Regions from separate parts of the Mus musculus genome. Here region 2 is linked to region 1. A link is a contact called in ENCODE Hi-C or POLR2A ChIA-PET data. All regions are on one chromosome and are shown on one strand. The core of a region is the stretch at or near the end of the contact, and the rest is flanking DNA. Distances in the headings are between cores, read along the strand shown.

The links. A loop is a pair of places that touch in the nucleus more often than their neighbours do. ChIA-PET counts read pairs that join two places held with the same protein, here RNA polymerase II (POLR2A).
Region 2: a loop to region 1 is called in a map of mouse embryonic stem cell, with 2.8 times the contacts of the local background. The contact joins the promoter of Tead4 here to the promoter of 9330102E08Rik in region 1. A Hi-C loop is called at or near these places in 2 of 37 maps with a recorded cell type or tissue (mouse embryonic stem cell and mouse trophoblast stem cell). POLR2A ChIA-PET finds 5 or more read pairs at or near these places in 1 of 5 experiments (embryonic stem cell).

What each region holds. Positions count from the first base shown.
Region 1 is chr6:128,181,602-128,185,822 of GRCm38, forward strand. 9330102E08Rik (RIKEN cDNA 9330102E08 gene) reads right to left here and starts at 2,202. Exons shown (of 3, transcript NR_077223.1): 1 at 1,136-2,202; 2 at 312-478. It also overlaps the pseudogene Gm18609.
Region 2 is chr6:128,299,116-128,303,336 of GRCm38, forward strand. It overlaps Tead4 (TEA domain family member 4), which reads right to left and starts at 1,698. Exons shown (of 12, transcript NM_011567.2): 1 at 1,180-1,698.

The DNA of each region.
Region 1 (4,221 bases), core at 952-3,451:
TTTCCTGCTCCTGCCTGGATGCCATAGGAACCACCAGAGACCCTGGGCTAAGAGCATGCACCTCAGTCGAGGAATGCTAGCTAGCTAGGCTAGCATGGAGGTGCTAGGTTCCACCCCAGTGCAAAGAGAAAGAATAAGTAGGGAGAATAAGACAGGGAGAGGAAGAAAATCACCCAAAGGAAGACCTCCACCCACCCACAGTGCTCCAACCTTGGCCCCATTCCCGCAGTGGGTTCCTGTGTGGGCCCCTCTTCTGGTTGCCTCAGCTAGGAAACAATGCTCCCTTTCCACAATCCCAGTGCAGGGCTTACCCAGCGTTTCATGAAGATCAAATCATTGGCAAATCTCAGTTTGAACAGTTCCTTGAGGCCACCCATCTCGGAGTTGGTGATAGATCTGGTAGGTGTCCATGACTTCCACACAGTGCTAACTGTAGCTTGGGCTTGATTGGCTGATATGCTTTACAGGTGCTGTGTTACTGCGGACAGAAGGGTAGTTCGTATGAGAGTGATACCCAGAGGGTATCAGGGTAGAGACAGCTCTAGCGCCCACCCCATTTATGGCCTGGGACAAATTACTTCACCTTTATTCACCACCTTTCCCTTCAGGAAAAAGAGATAGGAAAGGTTTGCTTTCACACAGGATTTTCTGAGTAAATGTGTATTTGATTAATAAAGACATCAGTTTAAAACCTACGTTAGAGAACATAAGAACATCCCTTTGTGCATGCTTCCCACCTCCACATGCTACTCTGGTCTTTTCAGATGACTCTCCATCCTCAGGATCCTAGTCACTGAAGGGGACAAACCAGGGCCAGCCTGCTCTACCCTGCTGGTGTCCCAGAAGACATGGATCAGATGTTAGGAGCTCCTTAGCTTTCTATAGGCAAAAGCTAGAGCAGAGTGAAGGAAAGGGGGACCAGGGATGGGAAGAAGGGACATTAGAACGAGGGGGGAACATAAGGGACATGGGAGGAGCCTACGAGCTGAGAGAGAAGAGGGAAGCTTGTAGACAGAAGGTAGGACAGGCAAGAGGAGGCTGGTGAGGACCAAGGAGGCTACAATACACTCTAAAGAAGAACAGGCAAGAAGCTAAAGGAGAGGAGAAGGCCCAGCCTGCAGGATTGAGCACCTACCCAGTCCAGGTCACGCTGGTGCTCCAGGAAGCAAAAACAAAGTCCAGGGTCCAGGACTTGGAGTTGGCCGCACTGTTGCCCTGACACTGGTGTGCCAGATGTGTAGAGAAATCCTGAAGCAGACTCACATCCGACACAGGTGAGACAAGCACTTGGCATCTGGAGTCCCATCTTTGAGTGCTCAGCTATGTCAGTGAGAGCACTGACTGACGGGTCTAAGCACAGGCTGGGGCATTTGGGAGCAGCCTGTAGTGACAAGTGCTCACACCATCATTCAACGGGCCCAAACTCAAGGGAGATGTGTTCTGCAGGGTCTCAGGTCACCTGTCCTGGAGAGCAAGCTGGCCTGTCACTAAGGAATGGCTAACCTTGAGGCTCTCCTAGTCCACGGAGGAAGACGGTGCAGTGAAACAATCTTCACAACTCTGCAGGGACTCTGGGAGGAAATTTCCTGGATGGCTGGGCTTTCCCTCAGATCCATAGACTGTCAGCTGCCACACAGGACGGTGGAGCCAATGCTGACGAAGCGGATCCTCAGTACAACAGAGGAGCTCTTGGTGCTCCCGGGGCTCGTCAGGAAGGTGAGACTTGAAAGCAGCATGAAGTTAAAGGACAAGTCCTGGGTGGACACAGGGAAAGGCTAGCCTAAGCCTGCAACTAGCAAGAGTCAGTGCCAGGAACCTAGCTATGTGTGGCTGGAGAGGTAGAGAAGGGCAAAGGTGGGCTGCTGGCAAGAACCAAGAGTGCAGAGCCAGACAAGTATGCAGGCCTGACACGACAGCTTCTATCCTCAAGTCATGGGATTGAAGCCTGGCTGGGAAATGGCCAGCACTCATTTGTTGATTTTATGAACTTGTAGTATCAGGGATGGAACCCAAGGCCTTGGCATGCATCCAGGCAAGCTTCCTATCACTGGGTCATCACCAGGCTACTTTTGCATTTTTGTGCACTCCTGCCCTCGTTTGGGATACAGCACATTACAAGCCTGGACTTGGGAATTTTTCAAGTGAAAAGTGAGCCAGGCCATGAAGTAAAGAGGAAATGAAAAGACACATTTTTCACCACTTGGTGGCATCAGCCTGTGAGGAGAACTGTGGATCACCCAGGTTTTTCTTCCTCAAGTCTGGTGGCCTCTAGCATTCTGCACAGAAGCCGTGGACACAGCCCAGGGTAAATAAAAGGCAGAGGAGACCAAGAAAGAACAGTCCAGGAGAGAAGCCAGCCATGCTGAACACACAGCCCATGCTGAGGGCATCCATTGATCCTTTCCTTCCTTCCTTTAGCCCCAGGGCACCGAGGAAGGTGTGCAGAGTGTGAGAACCCACAAGGATAGCAGATACAGCTGGCCTAGAACAAACAGGAACGGCAAAGAAGACTACCTCGGCTAGACAGAGGTCTGCAGAGCCCTGGGTGGGCAAACAGTGGGCACCTAACCTGGGTGGGGGCAGGTGAGAGGATCCATGGCCCAGGAGCAGCGGCCACAGCCCAGAGGCCGAGCAGGGAGCACAGGAGGCTGAGGCTCAGGAGTCAGGCAGATCCACTGCAGAGCTCAGAGCTCACCAACAGGAACCACGCTGCCTAGAAGCATCTTAAGGCTGGGAATAGCATGGCCAGAGAAGCATAGCTTTGGGAATCACAGGGAGCCAGTGAAGAGGAGACTGCAGTATTCCAGGCAAGAATTAGGTGGATCTGAGTGCAGACTGCATCAGCATGGACAGAGGGAAGAGAACAGAAAAGAGGACAGGGACATGAGGAATGGACCCAACTCAGAGATGCTCCATATGGGGGTGAAGGAAGCAGAGAGGAGGCACCAGGGGTGCCAGGAAAGCCTGAGGGGCCACAACCAGAATGGTATGGCTGGTCTCTCCCCAAGGAAGGGTGAAAACCCTGGCCTGGACTGCAGCGTGGAAAGAGATGAGGAAGCCTCCTGAGAGAAGCTCTCACAGAGCCAGTCCTTCTGAATGTGTCCATGCGTGCATGCAATGTACTGCAAGGCTTCCTTCATGTCCCTGCTGTGATCACTGCAGGTGGAACAGGGGTAAACAAATTTCAGTGTTGCCCAACTATGTTCTGAGGCCTAGTGCTTCTATCTACTAGCCTGTGGTCTTAGCCACATAGAGTCTCAATCTGGCTCAGATTTATTGCAAGATATTCTTCAAGGAAGCAATGTTTTGGATCCTGAGAGGTACTGAGAACAGTGGCAAGATCCTGAGAGCAAGAGTGGGTGCTTCCTGCTTTGCCTTCCACCACCATAGTCCTTAGGCCAACGTGCATCCTTTCCCTGCATATGCACTGGTTGCCATGAAACTTCAGTAAATACTGGCCATGTGAACCATACAGGGATTTCCAGCCTTCCCTGCTTCTCACCCTACACTCTCTGCTCAGCCCAGGTAATTCTCAATAACTCAGCTTTGTGGTATTTGCATTCCTAACCAGTATAGAAATGATCCCTGAGCTTCCCAGACATTTCTAGCTATCACTAGATTCCCAACCAAGTGCCCTCAGCCCCAAGAGGACATGGATTAAGGAATCACCTTCCCCTGATCACATAGGTCTCCCAAGATGGCCTTGGTATGGTCAGCTCCAAAGTTATCAGAGACAGGTACACTGGCCTGAAGTGGCCACTAGCAACTGATGAAGAAAATGAAAACATTTGAGGAAAACAGGAAGAATACCCTCTAATCTAGAAAATTCCTACAAAAACTGCTGAGTAGGAGAAACCAGAGAAAGTTCTTCTAGAGTTTTCCTGAGGCTATTTCTGCTATTTCTTATCTGCTGCAATAGGACAGCTAAGTAGTACTACAGAGTGTCCTGTAGAGGCAGATGGCACCTTTCCCATTCAGTGATCTGTTGGCTGTGGTCAAAATAAAATACTTAGGCAGCAAGCTATATGGATAAAGTAGGAGACACAGCACCAACACCATAACTTCCTTGGTGGGGGAGTGTAGGATATGTGCATGGCAGGCCACTTATAATTCTCCAGAATAGAAGGACCAATGGTTTCTCAGCCTTCCTAGTTTCTTACCCTACAGTTCTGCTGCCCCAGGAGATCCCTAATTATCTTGGTTCATGTTATTTACAGTCTT
Region 2 (4,221 bases), core at 448-2,947, 120 kb after region 1:
CAAAGTGGTCAACTAAGCCTGGTAAATCCGACCTGTCATCCCAGCACTTAGAAGGCTGAGGTGAGACTGCTGTGAGTTCAAGGCCTCCTTGGTCTTTTGCTTCTGTCTCAGGAAAAAAAAAAAAAGTGGCAGGAGAATGAAAGCCACCTCTTACTAAGGTGGACGTATCATGCCAGCCTAAACTGCAGGAAACTTCTGTCTCAAAAGGAAACAACCTAACAAGCTCTTCTCCTTTTAGGGGGTCCACCCCCATAAACATGACCATCCTAGCCCCTAAGGGCAAACAAAGATCTCAGCTTTGCTTAGCCTACCAGCAGTTCCCTAAGGATTTTGCCAGAACAGGATCCACACTCCCTCACAGAGACAGCTGCCTGGAAGGGGGCAGGTGTAGGCAGCTTCCTGCCAGCAATGCTCAACCCAGCAGGGATGGCAAGAGGGGCACCTCCAACTACTACTGTCAAATTCTCCCTGAACACAAAGAACTTGGAGACATTGTCCCCTGCCGCGGTTCTTCAGGAAGAAGTCAGAGCCAGAACCAACATCCTCAGAGCGAGGACTTGGAGAGGAGAGTCCTGGAGAGGAGGCATCGCACACCCACGCCCACTCCGACACTCGGGATTTCAGACAAGCACCTTCTTCAAGTAGCGATGCACACAGGGTCGCGTTTAGCACAAACAAATCCTCCTCCTGGAAGCAAGGTGAGTCACTGCGCACAGATATCTCTTCCTCGGGAACACCCAAAACTTAAGGATGCTGGCGCAGTAATACCTATCTTTGAACTCACTCACTGAATCGGACGGAGTGTGGGTGTGCCTGGAGCCCCCTGACACGTGTGTGCACCGCGGCGCGCGCCCCTGGGCTGCCTGCTAGAGTATAGTGCCTTGGAGTTTGGGAACTCCGGTCCATCACTCCCATCACTTCTCACCGTGGGGAGCAACGGCGTCTCAAACCCTGGGGACCTCTGCACAAGGTCCAGGCAATACACCTCCCTTATGGGCTCTCTTCTCCAGGCAGAAAAGTAGAAAAGGGCCTGGCTGAGGCTCGTTAGTCTCAACTTCAGCCGAGCGACCCTGCTCTGTCCAGCCCCTAGACTCCACCGCCCGCACGTGCCCCACTGGCCCCCTAGTGTTGCCCGGGACCACGCGGGACGCGGGTGTCCTCCGAACTCAGCAGCCTTACCGGTCCCAGGGTTCGGGAGGCGGGGTGGGAGAGCTCGGCCGGCTGCGGCAGGTCCACGCGGGGCGCCAAGTCTTCCAGCCGCGGCGACCGCTGCGGGGCCCCGAGCGCGTAGCTGAGGCCGGTCCCCACCCCCGGGACTGGAGTTTGCAGAGGAGCCCGGCAGGAATGCACGGAATGGGCGCTGGAATGAGACGCGCGCGGCTGGGGAGGGAGCGGAGGGAGTGGCGCTGCCACCCGCACCTTTGGGAGGAGACCGGGCCAGAGAGAGGCTGGGCTCCACGGCTGGGCGGAGCCCGGGAACCGCGGGCGGCCACGGGACAGGACACGGCGGAGACACCCGGGAACCCCGCGGACCCCTCGGCGCCTCTCGCCGCTCGCACCCACACCCCTTGACTCTGATCTACCGATTTCCCGCTCTCATCCAGCTCCCCACACCCCCGGGTTGCGTTGAGTCCTAACTGTCTCTCCACCACCTCCAGCCGAAAACCGTCCCCTCCGCCGGGGTGGGGCGCGCCTCGCTGCGCTCCTGGAGTACGCGGACAGGAGCAGGAAGGGCTGTTCCCTTCCCCGAGGCTGCTACGGAGGACACTCGCTCCGGGAGCAGGAAGCAGGAACTCCCGGCTCTGCTCCCAGATCCGCCACCGCTTTCCCTCGCCAGCCCTCCCCAACATCAGTCTTTCAGTTCTTTCCTTGTCCCTTGGGATCTGCAGAACTGTCACTTCTCAAAGAGCAGGAAAGGAGAGACCAGTCATGGGTCTACCGGATGCTGGGAGAAATAATAAAGATTAGGTCCCAGCAGTGGTTCATAGAGAGCTGGAACTTAGCTGGTTACCCAAGGTACAGGACAGAGTCGCCATGAAGTTAGAAGTCTGAGTTTTAAAGAAGGGTGCCAGATCAATTTAGGAGAAACACGTGAGCTCGGGCTGCGAGTCTTTAGAACCATTTGGCTTAAATCAGTTACTACCTAGCTCCCGCATTCACCTTGTCACTTTGAGAAACTTAAAATCAAAGAAAAGCCTTCACTATTCCCCAAAATCAAACAATCTCTGAAGCACTAGCATTAAGCTTTTATTGGTGTGGCTCTCCCAGCCAGAGCTGGTGAAACAAACTCGGGCCAGCAGTAAATCTCCAGAATTATCTTATCGTTTGCTCAACGCTAACAACGCAAGATGGAGATACACATACTACATGAGGGTAGGGTAGCACGGGGAGACGCTGAAAGAAAGTATTATAAATGTCAGGGTTGTGACCGAGAGAGGCGATCTAAAGAGTCCACGGAAATGCCAGCATCACCACGGGACTGAGTATCTATCCAGCCTCGCAAAGCGAGGACTTTGAAGGATGCAGCCCTCATTTGGATGTATAACTTCTGGTGAGCTTATTAAATGGTGAGTCATAACAAAGCCTGGTCACATCCCATTCACATGAAAAGAACATTGCAAGGCAGCAAGCGTATCTGTGAGCGTGAAGTACAGACTGTCCCACCACTTAATTGGACACTCCTTCATTGAACCTGGTACCAAGCTCAGTGCAGAAACAGACCCCTGCCTTCAAGAGGTTCACTGTCGAAGCCAGACAGTAGTTCATTATTGCAAATCCACATGAATTTGAGAACAAAACCAACAGAATTAATTCAAGGCACTGGGGTGACTTTCCCCAGTTTAATGTCTACTCCCTGTGTGTGCTAGGCAATGCTCTACCAGTGTGCTATGGCCCCAGCCTTGATTCCTTTTGGTTTCTGAGACTGAGTCTACTGAGTTAATCAGGCTGACCTTGAACTCTCTCAGCTGCTCTGGCCTCAGCCTTAGGAATAGCTGGAATTCCATTACAGGTCTCTGCTACCAGGTCTGCGGGGTGACCTTGATCCAGCTCTTGATGGAAACCTGAGTTCACCAACCGCTGTTTCAGGAAGGTTTGGTGTGAAAATAAGAGCTAGTAGGTGCTACACACCAGTGGGGGTCCACATGTGAAACGACAGCAGGACCTGAAAACCAGCATGAACCAAAGACTAAGAGAGGTGAGCCCCAGACTGTGAGGCTCATACAAGCTATACTGAAGATGTGGCCGTCATCAAGGCCACGCAGACTCAGGACTCACTTTCTTGATTCTATCATTAGACCCTCTGATGACAGTATTGCATGCATATGGAGACCCCTGTCCTGTCCTAAATACAAGAAGTGACCCTGTGACTGAATAGAGGCTCAGGATCCAGAAATGAAGATAAGGTCATGTGTGATCTGCAGATAGAAATTGTCTTTGAGGCTGAGACAGAAAGCATTTACAGCAGGATAGCTGGCCACGTCTCAACTGAAGGAAGAACTCTGGCCAGCTGTGGCCAGGGCCAGAGAAAGTTAAAGCAGGCAGAGCAAGCATTCGAGGCCAGCCTGGACTACGTTGCAAAACTCTGCCTCAAAAATAAATATAGGGGCTGGAGAGATGGCTCAGAGGTTGAGAACACTGACTGCTCTTCCAGAGGTCCTGAGTTCAATTCCCAGCAACCACATTATAATTCACAACCATCTATAATGGTATATGGCGCCCTCTTCTGGTGGGCAGGTACATATGCAGGCAGAACACAGTACAGAATAAAAGATAGATAGATAGATAGATAGATAGATAGATAGATAGATAGATAGATAGATGATAGATAGATAGATAGATAGATAGATAGATAGATAGATAGATAGAATTAATGAATTTAAACTACAGAAATTAGGATAATGTGGAAGGGGAGTCTGGCCATAACAATGTGGTTTCAAAAGGGAGGATAGCCCTTCAGGTACAAAAGGATGATTGGAAAGCCCTTTGCTTGCTTGCTTGCTTGCTTGCTTGCTTGCTTGCTTGCTTGCTTCTCTTCAAGACCATTGGGAGTCCAAGCTGTAAAGTGCCTTCACACTTCCTGGTTCGTACTCTTATAAGCTTCTAGAGAGTTCTAGGTCTTTGGGCATTCCATTTTCTGAGCAGATGAAGATGATCTCAGAAGACCTCCTGCTACAGAAAACTAATCAAGTGGGTGTACCCATCTGAGGGTCTGGTGGCTGA